Linked DNA regions of Homo sapiens: region 2 is linked to region 1. Evidence: chromatin contacts called from ENCODE Hi-C or POLR2A ChIA-PET data. All regions are on one chromosome and are shown on one strand. Each heading gives the region's core, a stretch centred on a gene start or an enhancer-like site at or near the end of the contact. The rest is flanking DNA. Distances are from core to core; before and after follow the strand shown. Region 1 has its middle 55 kb from the start of PRDM1. Region 2 has its middle 160 kb from the start of LINC02836.

Evidence for each region. Hi-C counts contacts between places; a loop is a spot of excess contacts on that map. ChIA-PET counts read pairs that join two places held with the same protein, here RNA polymerase II (POLR2A). Pooled maps may share reads with other maps.
Region 2: a pooled map shows a loop between it and region 1 (5-fold over the local background). The contact joins two enhancer-like sites. A Hi-C loop is called at or near these places in 3 of 37 single-sample maps with no recorded cell type and 4 of 50 pooled maps. POLR2A ChIA-PET finds 5 or more read pairs at or near these places in 1 of 52 experiments (activated CD4-positive, alpha-beta T cell).

Annotation. Positions count from the first base shown.
Region 1 is chr6:106,137,276-106,144,862 of GRCh38, forward strand. No RefSeq gene overlaps it. Among named protein-coding and RNA genes, the nearest start is that of PRDM1, 55 kb to the left of the region's middle. RefSeq lists an enhancer at 4,504-4,553 and a silencer at 6,299-6,593. Within about 2 kb of position 4,241, at least 6 of the 41 ENCODE cell types and tissues checked have a DNase peak (open chromatin) inside an H3K27ac peak, as active enhancers do.
Region 2 is chr6:105,788,344-105,795,930 of GRCh38, forward strand. No RefSeq gene overlaps it. Among named protein-coding and RNA genes, the nearest start is that of LINC02836, 160 kb to the left of the region's middle. Within about 2 kb of position 3,453, at least 3 of the 41 ENCODE cell types and tissues checked have a DNase peak (open chromatin) inside an H3K27ac peak, as active enhancers do.

The DNA of each region.
Region 1 (7,587 bases), core at 2,991-5,490:
TCAACTCCCACTAATTTTTCCTTTATGTTTTTCATGTCTGTCCAATCTTTTTAGACCCCACCCCAAATTCTTATCACCTTAAACTTAGAATATCAGCTCTGCATAGAGAAATAGCAAGCGGGTTTGGAACCGATGACTCAGGTTTAACTCTTGGTTTCTCCACTTAGGCAAATGACACCTTCTTTGTGCCTCAGTTTCTTTATCTGCTCAAAAGGGATAACAATATCTACCGTTTGAGGTTGATGAAAATAAATAAAGGATCAGCATGTAGTAGGTGCTTAAATAATGTCTGCAATTACTATTTTCTTTTAAGTGGCCTCAGGAACATCCACTTCAGTTCCCTCCGAGTTATATTGCATACCATGGTCAGATTAATCTTTCTTAAAACACTGCCTTTATTGTGACAGTCCCTTGCTCAAAATCCTGAAAGGCTTCCTAACGTTTATAGTACAATGAGAAACAGTCTTTACCTCACTCATCAACTCCAGTTGATTGGTAGTGCCTGCCTGAGAGGTGCCACTGGGCCTGGTGGCAGAGAAGGCAAGGTTAGATTAGCAATGTCTTTACAGGAGCACAGGTAAAGTAGCAGCAACTGCAGCCTATAGCACAAAGTCCAGCATTACTTCACCTCCTCTACCTCCCTAGAGGATGCCTTTCTTATTGGTGTCTTTCTCTCCCTGTGGACTGCTTTCCTCCTGATCTGCCACATACACCACAGACCCTCTGCCAGTGGAACTCTCCCTCCAGATATTGCCACAGCTGGCTCACTTTCCAGCATCCAGCGCTCAAATGCTACCCCTGCAGAGGCCAAGCATTCTCCATCATGTTGCTGTTTATTTCCTTCACAGCACTTCATCTCTGTCTGAAGGGATCCTGTTTATTTACTCAGTTTCATGTTCATCGTCCTTCTCTGCCACAGACAATGTCTGAGCCCCCGAAGATAGGAACTTCCTCTTGTTCAGCAGCCTGTCCCTAGAGCCTAGACCATGGGCTGGCACCAGTAGGAGCTCAGGGTCTTGCTTCTTACAGTTCTCTTGCATAGTGGGTGCTTCTCTGATGACTGAATCGGGACTTCCCAAGCAGAGAGTGACTTGAAGCCAGTCTAGGTATCGGCCACATGTAGTCCAGACTGGCATATAGAATGTGCTCACTAAAACCTGGACTGGCTGATTGCTGAGGCCTTCAGCGGGAATTTTACAAAAGCACTTGGGCATGTGAATTGCACAACAGGTGCTCAAAGGCTATAGGCCACGCCTGTGTCCAACCTGTCTCATTATAGACTACTTTACATGCACTCTTGCTGGCGATTTCTCTCTGGACCTTCTCCTTGGTAATTTTCCTAAAATCACATGTTCCCAAAGCCACCCTGGTGATGTACTAGTTATCTGGGCCGTTTGCTTCTTGACTGCAGTATTATGGTTGTCTATTTTCTGTCTTAGCATCATGTGTCTGCCAGAATGAAAGCCCCTAAAGGGCTTAGAATGTTGAAGTCCACTCTGGAAATGAATAACATGGCCCTCAGAGAATCATGCAAAACAGAAGCAATCGGTGAGACGGAGCTCAATCTTTTTTTTTGCCAATGTGGATGGATTTCCAAGGAATAAATGATTAAAGATTATTAATTTTCCTGTGTTTGAATATATTTTCATTAGTCTTTTTCTACTTCCAGACATATTGTTTTCATTGAAGTTTTTTGTTGTTAATTTATGTCTGAGATCACATAACATAAACACTGAGGAGCACATTATGAAAGAAAAAAAGATTTCATATTCTACCACCCTAACACTATTCATTTTTTTCCTGTTTCTTTCCCATCTTTCTGTATCTGTGTGTATATATGTGTGTATATATACATACATATATGTATACATTTGTATACATATTTTATATATTTATAAATATATTTATATATAGAAATATATATTTAAAAATATATATATATACACACACACACACATTTTTTTTTTTCTTTTTCCGAGACAGAGTGTCACTCTGTCGCCCAGGCTGGAGTGCAGTGGCATGATCTCGGCTCACTGCAACCTCCACCTCCCAGGTTCAAGCAATTCTCCTGCTTCAGCCTCCCGAGTAGCTGGGATTACAGGTGCATGCCACCATGTTCAGCTAATTTTTGTAATTTTAGTACAGACAGGGTTTCACCATGTTAGCCAGGCTGGTCTTGAACTCCTGACCTCTTGATCCGCCCCCCCCTCGGCCTCCCTAAGTGCTGGGATTACAGGTGTGAGCCACCGTGCCCAGCCTATATATGCATATTTTTCACGAGTGATAATCAGGCTTGCTTAAGAAAAACATTTTTACTGCTAAGTCCAATAATAATAAATGTAAGAAAGCACCAAATATTCTTAGTTTTTATAATAATATGTTTCTTTTTTCAGATGCCTGATTTTAATTACCAGGTCTTGAGAAAAATTCAGAGGTATAAAATATCAGGGGAAAAAAAAAGAATAGAAATGCCTGGTAAAGGATGCCTATACCTTTACAGAAAGACATCTACTCGTTCCTACTTTAAATAGGTTCCCATGGGTTGCAAAAAATAAAATGCTTCCCTTTGTCCCAACTCCCATAGAATTGGCTTTCATGGGCTTCGAATACCCAAACTATATACAGTCAACTCTCATTATTTGCAGATTTTGTATTTGCAAATTTATCTACTCACTAAACTTTATAACCCCCAAATCAACACTCATGAAGCATTTGCAGTCATCTGCAGACATGCACAGATGCAGAGCAGCACATTCGAGTCACCTAATATGCACATTCCCAGCTGAGGTTGAACAAGGTGACACTTTGCCTTCTTGTCGCAGCACTCATGCTGTAAACAAGTGACTTTCCGCAGTCTATTCAAAGCCATGTTTTTTTCCTCTTTATGTATTTTGTTAGTGATTTCACCATTTACAATGACCTCCGAGTGTAGTGCGGAGGTGCATCTCATGTTCCTAAGTGCAAGAAGGCTGTGATATACCTTGTGGAGAAAATCCATGGGCTAGATAAGCTTCCTTCGGGCATGAATGGTGCTGTTGGCTGTGAGTTCTATGTTAACAAAATCAACAATATGTATAAAATTAGGGATCTTTAAACAGAAACACACATGGCACAAGGTTATATATTGATCAGTTGATGAAAATGTTGTGACCAGGGCTCTCAGGAACTTAACCATATGTTTCCCTGGAGTGATGGTTCAGAATTTGTTAATTCAGTGTCCCAAGTGAGTTTATAGAATAACCACCACGAATAATGAGAAGCAACGGCACAAACTTTGTGTACACAGGCATTTTTTGAGAGAGAGAGAGAGCTATAATATTTATCAAATTCTCAAGGGGGTAACTGAAAAATGTTCAACCATTACTTCAGAACTTCTATTATGAGACAAATAGTGCTGGTCCTCTTGAGAAACCAAGGGAGTGGGCTCAGCTCAGTGACTGTCTGGATCAGCCCAGAAACAATGTAGGCTGCCATCTTGATCTGTGCTTTTCCCCAGGGACATGAGCAAGGGCACTTCTAGGCCAAGCAAAATCAATCGTGTTTCATAGATTTGGATTTAGAGGGCGCTCTAAACCAGCTCAGAGGAATGGTATGTTTTAGAATCCTAGGGAAATTGAGTTCTCCAATCATCACTTCAGTCAGCTAGGAAAGATACACTTTTGGCAGGGTGCGGTGGCTCACGCCTGTAATCCCAGCACTTTGGGAGGTCGATCACAAGGTCCGGAGTTCAAGACCAGCCTGGCCAATATGGTGAAACCCTGTCTCTACTAAAAAATACAAAAATTAGCCAGGTGTAGTGGCATGTGCTTGTAGTCCCAGCTACTTGGGAGGCTGAGGCAGGAGAGTCGCTGGAACCAGGGAGGCGGAGTTGCAGTGAGCCGAGATTGTGCCACACTCCAGCCTGGGCAACAGAGCGAGACTCTGTCTCAAAAAAATAAATAAATAAAAAAGATATCCTTTTAATAAAGAAAAAAAAACAACACATAAAACTTAAGAGTGTAATAATAGCTGCTGTTCATTGAATGCTTACCAGGAACTAGTATGATCATAAGGAACTCTTACAATCACCCTGAGAGGGAGGGCATGGCAAGCCCTAATTAATGGATGAAGAAACTAAGGCTCAAAGAGGTCAAGCCACTTTTCCAGGCAACATGGCTACGGTGGGAGGTGGGGCTGAGGTCAGAGCTCGGGTCTGCATGACTTCAAAGGCTCTACTCCTAACCACTAGACTAAACTTAAGCTGCACAGGCAGGGCGATGACTGGCTCTTCACCTTGGCTCTCCACCCAAGTCCTTTAACCATTGGGAGTGTGTTCAAGGTGATTCACTTAACTAACATCTGTTCTACGTACCCTTCTCAGAAGCCCATCGGCTAAGGTGGAGAGAGCTGACTGTACACTCCAGGGTGATGAACTCTAATTCTTTGGCTCTTCTTATATCTTAGCAGGTGGCAAATTCTAGGAGTTCCTAAAAATAGGTTGCAAATTCTAGGAGCTTCTAAAAATAGTGCTGGGACTTCAGCTTTGCTAGAGAAGGGATTATTCTGACCTTTCGTCTCAGGGGCCCCCCGCCCCGCATCCTGAGGGTGACAATTTCACTGCTTTGCATGACATTTGGTTTCTCTCACATGTGGCTGGTCGGATTATACTTTACAGGAAGTCAGAGAGAACCTCTAACCTCTGCCTGGGCTATTTATTGCTTTTCATTCTCTTTCTCTTCTACTCCTCACCCTCCCTTTGACTTCTTAAGTCTTTGAGACGCTTTTGAAACCCCCTACTAGTAGCCACATTTAGGGTGTGCTGGTGTACTGAGGAGGGAAGGGTGGTCAGGTGACAAGGGCCTGACCTGCTCACTCAGCCTGGTATCACTGTCTGCTCTTCCCCCCACTTCAGAAGTAGAATCACCCCATGATCAAGTCCCAGCTCTTTGAGGGAGGTGCTGCCTTGAAGAAAGTCACTTAATAGTACCATGCCTCCCTGTCCAATCTATAAAAATGAGGCGATCACACTTACCTACCAGGCAGAGGTGTTGTGAGGATTAATTATAGCCCTCAGGGCTTTGAGAGACGGCCAGATGAAAGGCTTTCTATAGCTAAGTTCCATCCTGGGCATGACTCTTCAGCTCTCAGCTTCCCTGCCAGTCACACTCTTCCAAAGTCACTCCTCAGGGGAGAGGAATGGCCTCACGTTGATGAGGTAGGATGTAAAATAGGAACAATATGCAGAACTGAGTCCAAAAGCCTTAATGTGGATTACTGAGAGCTGCACTCTCTGTGAATAGGAAGTGCAAGTTCAATGCGTAGTTGGTGGGGTCCTTGGAGGCACAGCAAGGTGAAGCCAAACAAAGGCACAATTGCCCACACCAGACCTTTCCTGTGGGTGGGAAGGGTTGCAGAAAGCCTTTTGTTCCAGCATCTATGCCTTTATGCTTATAAAGTTAGAAGGACTCAAGCAGCATGTGTAAGTGGATTTGGATGGAAGTGGAAATGGTGTTGAGGAGTTCAAATTACGGGCAGCTAAAGCAACTAAACCAGTCTCTCTGCCTGCTAAGAATCCCTGGCTTTCTCCATCCTGAGCTGGGGGTGGCAGGGTCACACACAGACACGCACATACATCCTGCCCTTCCAGCAGCAAATCTCCTCTGGGTGCTTCCTTTCTTGCACCAAGGGGACTGTCCCTGGCAACAAATGCCCAACCAGAACTCAAAATGCAGAAAAGCAGCACCAGCACTCCTGCCTTCCTAACATCTCTTAAGCAATTCTTTCAGGCTTACAAGAGATCCTGAAATATTTTCTGTTTCCATTTGGCCCTCTGACTGACTGAGAGGGTTGATGCCATTAGAGAGATTCCAATGGGATTATGGTCCCTAAATACCAGAGGTGGGAAGCATGAGCTTTGGAGCCAGGAAGACCATTCAAATCCCAGGCCTATCGTGCTCTAGCTGTGTGTCCTTGGACAAGCCACTTAACCTCTCTGTGCCTTAGTTTCCTCTTCTGTAAAATTGAGCTCCTATGTGGATATAAGAGTGAAATGAGAGACTGTATGTAATAGGGCCTGGCACAGAAAGCACACAATTCACATTAGCTATGCTGAGAAAGGCAGAGTGGGAGGTAGGTGACAGGTGAGGATTCTAGTCTGGGGAGGCTAATTTTCTTTTCTTTTTTAAATCGCTGCGCCATGTGAATTATGCTATCCCCATGCCAGAAAACCCCAAAGAGGGTTTTGGCTGTGCTGGAGCACACCCGGTTCACTTTCCCCTCGACCAGTGGGTCTGGCACATCTGGCTGGGTCCGCCTGGCTGGTGGTATTTCACCCCGGATGCTGTCTTTCCTCTGCTTTCTCTACACCCTAGAATTCTTCAGGAATAAAGTATCTCCTCACAAGAAAGTGAAAAGAATCAAATTTCCTGGCTCTGCTACCTCACCTTGCCCCTGTGAGCCGGGCGGTGGCCCCACTGTGCCAGCGCAGCAGTGGGAGCCCCAGGGGCTGCTCTGAACTGCCTGGGAGGGGTAAGAGAGGGCGGAACGCGGGGCCGTGCCTGGGGCTGCTCTGCTGCAGGGTTCCACTCCAGGCCACGGTAGCATTGTGGATGCGCGTTTGAACTTTGATGTATTTTGAAGCTGCAATTTTCAAATGTAACCACACCATAAACTTACTACTTAAAAAAAGAAATCTCACAGCACCTAGGCCACAGCACTAGGCCGCAGATCTTAGTCAAAAGAATGCACAGTGTGTGGTGTTAGCAGGGACACGGCAAGATTTCATGGTCACTGAGAAGCCCTTGAAATGGGTTCTGAGGCAATGAAGGTTGTCCTCACAGCAGCAGTGGTCCCCCACCAAGAGAGGCTGTTCCCCCACCCTCCCATCCCCCTGGCTGTAGGCTCAGGCCAACCATCCCTCCCACCCCCAGGCCCCACAGCTTCACTCTTAGGGGTTTAGACCTAGAACAAAATTGTAGATCTGTTGAAATATTCCTTTTTGGGGACTAAAATGGGAGAAGACAACCAGCAATGTCTAAACCTTCAAGTGAGTCCCCAGTGAAAGACTATCGATCCAAGAGAGAGTTTTGGGAAGAGAAATGCAGTGCCCCATACTTATATAAATGCTCACATGTTATATGTACATGTGAGCCTCAGATAGGCAGATTGGTAGATAGCTCTCTGTGTGTGTGTGTGTGTGTATATATATATATATATATATATATAATAATGATTTATTTTCTGATTACTTCTTTTTTTTTTTGAGACAGGGTCTGTTGCCCAGGCTGGAGTGCAGTGGCGTGATCTCAGCTCACTGCAACCTCTGCCTCCTGGGTTCAAGTGATTCTCCTGCCTCAGCCTCCCGAGTAGCTGAGATTACAGGTGTTTGCCACCACGCCCAGAAAATTTTCGTATTTTTAGTAGAGATGAGGTTTTGCCATGGTGGCCAGGCTGGTCTCAAGCTCCTGACCTCAGGTGATCTCCCTGCCTCGGCCTCCCAAAGTGCTAGGATTACAGGCGTGAGCCACTGCACCCGGACCCGTTTTCTGATTCCTTCTATAATTTATTTCAGAAGAAAATTTGGAAAACATTCAATGAAGAAAATTTGGA
Region 2 (7,587 bases), core at 2,203-4,702, 350 kb before region 1:
AGTGCCAAAAGATTTTAAAGTTCTCTTTGTGGCTACATTTCATCTTGAATGTATAAGTTGAAGCAAATCAAGTCTGGTCAAGGCTTACATTGGAGAAAGATAATGTGAGACTCAGCCCTGCTTTGACATGCCTAAGAATGGCATGTTCTGAGGAAGGGATATGTGGCCAGGGCACATTTTGTTTCTCTTTTTGAGCCTTAAGGAAGGTATATTAATACTGATTCCTGAAAGAACCTGTTAAGCGCTTCCTGATGTAATTCACCTGAGAAATTGCTAAAGAATATGAACTTCCTATGGCAGATTTCAAGGCTGGGGTTTCCAGGTATGTTTTATTCACGTGCAAATCTGACCATACCTGCCATCGGTCACCAAGCAGGAAAGGAACATGATGAAGTGGTACCAAAAGCCCTAGGAATTTAAAATTTGCCAAAGTGCAACTGTTAGTTTTCCTTCCTGTCTATGGACATGAATTTCCTTTCTGACTAATTTCTTCGTAGAAAGAGTAATTAGCTTTATTACTAACATTACCTCTGTTACTACCTTTACGCAAATTATTAACAGCCAGCTACAGCTTAACAGTAATACTTAACAGTATTACGAGTACGTGAACTTTACCTCCCTAAAACACTCGTGATTGATAAACTGATAGATGGATAGATAGATATACACAGGTATGTATATACGTGTGGATATATATGGTTTTAAATGTGAACACACAAACACCATCATCAGCAGCAGCAGCAGCTATTCATTTTGTTGAGCACCTGTCACAATCCCTGTGCTTGTGGAGGTAGCAATTTAATGAGAGAGCAAATACAGAATATCCATCAAAAGAGGTGAATAGCCCTGTATAGCATAAACTGGCAGTTCTTAAAGTGTGGTTCAGAGACCTCTGGGGGACACTGAGACTCCCAGGGAGTCCAGTAAGGAAAAAATATTTTTATAATAATACCTAATGATATATAATTATGTTATTTGCTTTTAATTTGCATTTCTCGTGAGTGTACAGTGGACTTTTCTAGAGGTGACATGATCTGTGATATTGCATTGAATGCAGAAGCAGACCAGGAGTCCAGCTTTCTCTTATGAAGCCATAATTATTAGGCTATTTTCATTTACTAAAAGTGAAAAAAGAATGCCACTCTTCTCACTCATATTTTGGTTCTGAAATATTTTTTCATTTCAAATATGCTAACAATGTTAATATGCAATGAGCTTATTTTTTAATGAATTAATAAAAGTATAGGCCATCACCCTATTAAATTACAAGTTCTTGAAAGATCTTTGCCTACTTTACCTTTGTGTCCTAAAAACTGATAAATGAATGAATGAATGCTGAATGCCAAAATAATGATTTAGACATAAACTGTATAGGAGTCCAGAGGAAACACCTATCCTGGGGAAATTTGATGAAGAAAGTGAGATTTGAGGTGGTGCTTGAAGACAGGGGAAGGCTTCCACCAGGAAAATAAAACTAGAATGGACCCTTCCAGTGGGGAAATAACATGATCAAATGCACAGAATCAGGAATTTTTAAAGTGTACTTAAAAAAAACTCATAGAAAGATTAATGCTAAAGCTGGCATTAGTAAGATTCCTATGAGGAGGTGCAAACGAGCAGATAAAGAAATCTGGACATTTTGGTAACGTTTTCTTTGTAGACTTAATTTGAAGAAATGATCATATAAAGCCTGTTGGTTCCTGATGATGAGGAAAGAACTATTAACACTCTGTAGCTGACTTCACACTGTGAACACTTGGCACTGAAGCTGAAAACTAAGCTAGAATTCAGTAGGGAGGGGTAGTAAATGAAGGTCACTTCCTACACAGATCAAGCCAACCCCAGTTTTGTGTTAAAAGGCTAAATGTTTAGCTAGCAAATACAGAGCACACTTTCCTGAAAATAACAAGTTTAGTGTTGAGATGTTTACAGTTTTTCTAAAATTGCATTTTGATTTTGTAAAAACTTGATTAAAACAAGGTCACTAGATGTCATAAAAATGACATCTAGATTTTTTTTAAATCTCACAAAATAATTATTTGAAACAAACGTGTTAGGCATTTCAAAGTAATTTTTTCTACTAAGCGAGCACCTCTACTTTATAAGTTATATAAAGAATACTATTTTGTATGAATTATTTATATAAGAATTATATGAGAATAATATTTTCCTAAGACATACACTACAGTTTCCATCTCCACACAAAGTTTTACAGAAGTCTTCATTTTGAAGATTCAAAATATTTTAAACTGGTCAAATATTTAAAACTGTATAAATAATTCTATAGAACAGTCAAGTTTGCTTTCAGCATGTTTCTAATACATTGCTAGTTGGCCAAAAACAAAGCAAAAAACAGAAAGCAGAAAAGGCTAACAAACTCCGTGGAGTAGATTTGAAAGTTAAAGAGGCAGAGCCATGATCTCAATTTGAGAAAGGAGGAGGTAGGATGAACATACCACTCCTAGTGGCAGCCATTATCCAAGCAACTAATCTTGCTAATCTGTCTAGTATGTTCTATTTGTTTTGTGTTTGTTTTGATAAAGTAACAACAACAAGAAATGAGGATGGAGTTGTTTAGGTGAAATATGAAGCCTTATGGAAATAGATGCAGATTTGCTACCAGTAGCTGAATAATAGAATTGTGAACTTGTGAATTTTCTTTAGCATATTTTATACATAGAAAATAGTCATTACATATTTAACAATTAAGGAAAACATTTCCTGCATAGCATCATACGTTATAGACATTTTCTTATAAACAACTAATCAAAACACTATTTTGTTAGAGGCCCTGAATCCATAAAGAAAAATAAGCTTATAAAGTCTTTTGTCCTATAATCCCCTCAATGTAATGGAATCTTTTCTCTAAGTTTTCATGGAGTGCTTCTTTTTAATTTTAAGTAACCATACATATTTTATAAGCAAACATATGCTATTTTTCCAAATCAAAAGACTTTGCAAGTTTTTCCTAGATTAAAACAACAACTCTGCCTCTCTGCACTGGCATCCATCTGTGTTGGTATGTGTTGTACACACACGTGCACACACACACACACACACACACACACCATGACACACAGGCAGCAGAGGGAGGCTGGAAAGATCTGTGGAAGGAGAATCAGAAACCTCAGGAACCTGTTATGATTCTGTTTACCTAATTGTGAGACATGAGCAAAGTCACTTAAATTTTCCTGAACCCCAATTTTCTTTTTCATAAATTGTTTATAATAATAACATCTCTGCCTGCCTCAGCAGATCAGGGCGATACTCTAAAAAGATGACATATAGGAAAATACTTTGTATGAAGACATGATTTTCACAAATATTTAAGTACATTTCTTATGCTGTAAAGGCTCAGTTTCAATAACAGCTATCTTTGTTAAGCAAAAGTTGAGTTATGAAACTAAAAGTACAACTTTCCAAATGATGTGGGATTTCCTGTTCTGTGTTTTACAGGGCCTTGTCCCAGATGGGCAACTATTTATTACCATATGACCAAGCCAAGCTTTGATTACAGTTATTAGGGCATGAAAATATTGGCTAAGCCAAGGTCCCTGTTGTGAAAGATAAGGAGCATGAAAATCTAAGAAGTCATGGGCATGATCCTTCACTCATGGGTTCTAATAGTTAAGAAGGCTGAGGGTAATTTAAAAAAAAATGAATAGAGCTAAAAATAGGAGGTTAAATATTACCTTATTGATGAACGTACCAACTAGACTTCCCTGCTGATATTAGGAGGTCATGCTGAGGCCTGGACTTTGATGCAATCGCAGGGCTGACCCAAGGCATGAGAGAAGGAAAGCAGGTTCTCCTCCCTGGGGCACCACCCGTTTGTGCTGTTGGGCTCAATTTCAGGTGCCTGCCTGCCCCACTGCCCTGGCCCAATACCTGTGTGATGCCCAAGGCCTGAGATGGAACCTCCCTCTAGAACCTTGCCCCTCTCGATGCTTTCAGACTTACCTTCACTCTCAAAGGGTTTCTCATGTCTGTGAAATTGCTACTTCTGGAGGCAGGCTTCCTGTGCTTCCTGTAGGTGACAGTCAATTGATCAATTGAATCCAAGGGTCTCACACTGAAATGACCACCAGGGCCAGGCAGAAAAAGTAAACAGTAAAATGGGCCAGGTGGGTTCTGTCACCATGGAGAGTGCCTGAACCATTGCATGGGAACAACGACCTCTGAGCTTCAGCTAGGTGTGACCTTATAGAAATAGAGATCCCAGTGTGGCTAGAAATTTTCATGAAAAACTGGAAATCTAAATTTTTATTTAAGATCTTGACTTTACATGTGTTGCCAACTAAATCAAAGTTATGTTCTTAGTTTTTAAATATGAGTTTGTTTTAAACTGGAAGTAGACAAAATAAAACATATCAACAGGTCATATTCAGCCAACAGGCAGCCACATTTTCTCCTCTTATTTAATGGGTGCAAAAGGGAGAAATGCTAAAGGAGGACAGAGTCCTCCTTGCCCCACCAGTTAACACATATGCCTTATAGGAACAGCCTGTTGGTGCCCCATTTTTCTTTGTTGTAAATCAAAAGGATCCAAGGATCCAAGAGTCTCACGCTGAAATGACTACACACTGCCTGACCCCTGCAGTCATGTCAGTGGGAGACCCTTGGATTCAAACCATCAGTCGACTGTTACCTGTAGGAGGCACAGGAAACTTGCACCCAGAAGCAGCAATTTCACTGACATGAGAAACCCTTTGAGAGTGAAGGGAAGTTTGAATCTAGTTCAGACTAGATTGGAGGAAAAGGTGATGCATGGCACCTGTGCAGAGGAGGAAAAATTGCTGGAACTGGGTCCTAAAAACTCCCTCTCATCTGCAATACGGACAAATCCAGCTAACCCTGCCCTGAAATGTTCTTTTGCACTGTAGCAACAGCAGACACCTATTGGTGCCCCACGGATGCTTCCAGTCCCTCCCCCAGGCATTCTGACAGTCTAGAGTCTCCAGTGAAGGGAGAAGAATGTACACCAGAGGGCAGGAAGTCGACACACAAGCCCAATGCCCAGATGAGGAAGTCATTTGCCCAGATAGGTCATTTGGCAAGTTGCTAACAAAAGATCGACACAGAGTTCATTTCCACTTAATCCAAAAGATTGTCACTAATTCAGAGAATCCTGTTTACCCTAGGAGGGACTTGGAGATCATCTTCCCTTGCCTCCCCATTTTTCAGATGGGAAGATCAATGCCTACAGAGTCTTCTAAACTCAGCAATATCAATATCACCTGCATTGCTTACTGTTCAGGACCAATGCATCGGGAAAATGTTTTCCTACCACCTAGCCTCCTCTATGTAAGTGCAGTTTGCTATACACGGCAGACCAGGCACTTCTCAGAAATGGGAAGGTCAAGTGATATTATCAGTGGTCAATATATCACTCTATTGCTGACTATAATATGAACACCCAATAATTGTCTCCATTTCAACCAGGAAACTGGTTGGGTGTGACAAATGTGCCCTTGTTACTCCAGAGGTCTCTGAAAAGCTTTGCTCTGCCATTCATGGCTTTTGAAAACCAGAAAATGACTCAGTTGGATTTGATTTAATTACCTTACAGAAACCACCTTTGAGGGCCAGACACGGTGGCTCACACCTGTAATCCCAGCACTTTGGGAGGCCGAGGTGGGCAGATCACCTGAGGTCAGGAGTTCGAGACCAGCCTGACCAACATGGAGAAAATACAAAAATTACAAAAATTAGCTGGGTGTGGTGGCACATGCCTGTAATCCCAGCTACTCATGAGGCTGAGGTAGGAGAATTGCTTGAACCCAGGAGGTGGAGGTTCCAGTGAGCTGAAATAGCACCATTGCACTCCAGCCTGCACAACAAGAGCAAAACTCCATCTCAAAAAAAAAAAAAAAAGAAAGAAAGAAAGAAAGAAACCACCTTTGAAACCAGTGAGCCTGTGAATGGCAAAGGGGAACTCCAGCAGTTTGGAAGGAGGCAGGAACAGGCTTTCTCTAAAGAGAGCCAGTCTGTCTGTGACCACGGAGAAAGCAAGGTCTAAAGTTCAGGGACCAGTTCATGAGATCTGCCTGGCAGTGCTGCTGCGGCTGGGGAAGGAGCCACTCTTCTTATGTAATGGGAAGGAGGCTTACAACACAGGCCACCAGGAGTGGCTCCCAGTGAAAGCGACCTGTGCTCTACAGTGGCTGTCTGCCATGGGAACTGGTTTCACAGTCAGGTCCTGCTGTGTTGGCATCACGTTTCACGAGGAGGGCTTTAGAGATCTTTCATTATTATTCCAGAAAGAAAGATTATTAATCAGGTCAGCACCAGTCCTCCCATTTAATCAGTGGAGAAACTGGGGTGAGCATTTGCCAGTTCTAGCTGCATTCTAAGGTGAGTGACTTTGAAGCATCCTGCCTGGGATGCTGCGGCCCAGCCCCCTGGGCCCAGCCAGGGTCCCCTAAATTGTGGCGAATGGTCAAATGTAAGAAGTGAGGGAGACACTCTAGATCTGGAAGGAATTCTTCTTCTGGTTTCAGGGATTTTTTTTTTTTTTTTTTTTGGTGCTGGGAAAAGGGAAGGGAACTGGGGTGGTCTCTACTGTTTCCGAAATGTAGATTTTTTTTTACCTTAAATTGTGTCAACCCAGAATATTTTTGCATTTTTAAAAATTATCATGGGACTATATTCTGCATTATGAACAATTTCCAAGTGTGACTTCAACTGGAAACTTTATTAGCTCATTCAGGCATGACTCGTGTCACTTAGCAAACTGCTGCTTCAGTGAAGGAAATAAATGTACTTTCAGGGGTGCACTGCGTCTGACACGCAGAGGAGTTCTTAATTCTGCCCACAAGGAACCGGCCTATTACCTATTATCACATGCTTAAAAGGAAGGTAGCAACTATTCAAGTCAAGTTTTGCAGTGAGGAAAAATAAAATGTGACTTGCCCTGTAGAATAAAACTATTCACATTTGTATAATAGACATTTAAAAAGCATTTTCACATAGCACAAACATAATACCAAGCATAATTTTTTTAAAAAAAGCATTTACTTAACATCAACTAAAGTAAAATATTTGCTTAATCTAAAAAAGCATTTTTATATATAGCTAATGTAATCCTCACAACCATCCTTGTTTTATAGATGAAGCACCCTAGGCTCTGGGGTGTAAAGTAACTTGCCCATAGCTTCTCACATGCTCATGTCAGAGCCTGAACAGTCCTCAACTCCAGTGCTCCTTCCTCCTCACCTCCACTTCCCCAATTAAAGAGGGAGTCAGGCTTTTTCCAACTAGTACTCATCTCTAATTATGAGACAAAATGCCTTCATCCCCCTTTCCCAAACAAGATCTTCCCCTGCTCTGAATTTTTGGTGAAATAATAATTCCATAATGATACATCTTCTTCCTTCACTACTCTCTCCCCAACCAAGTACAGTGCCTGTCTCCTATTGCAATGGACATTTGTGAAAGGAAGGATAGGAGAGAGGAAAGCAAAAAGAGGGTCAGGCAGGAAGGGAAGACTCAGAAAATTCATCTTTTCTCATTACCCCAGCAACTAACCAACCCTAAGTGTTTTGAAGCACTTAATAGGTGCTCTGTATTCCGCTAGGATATAAGAGA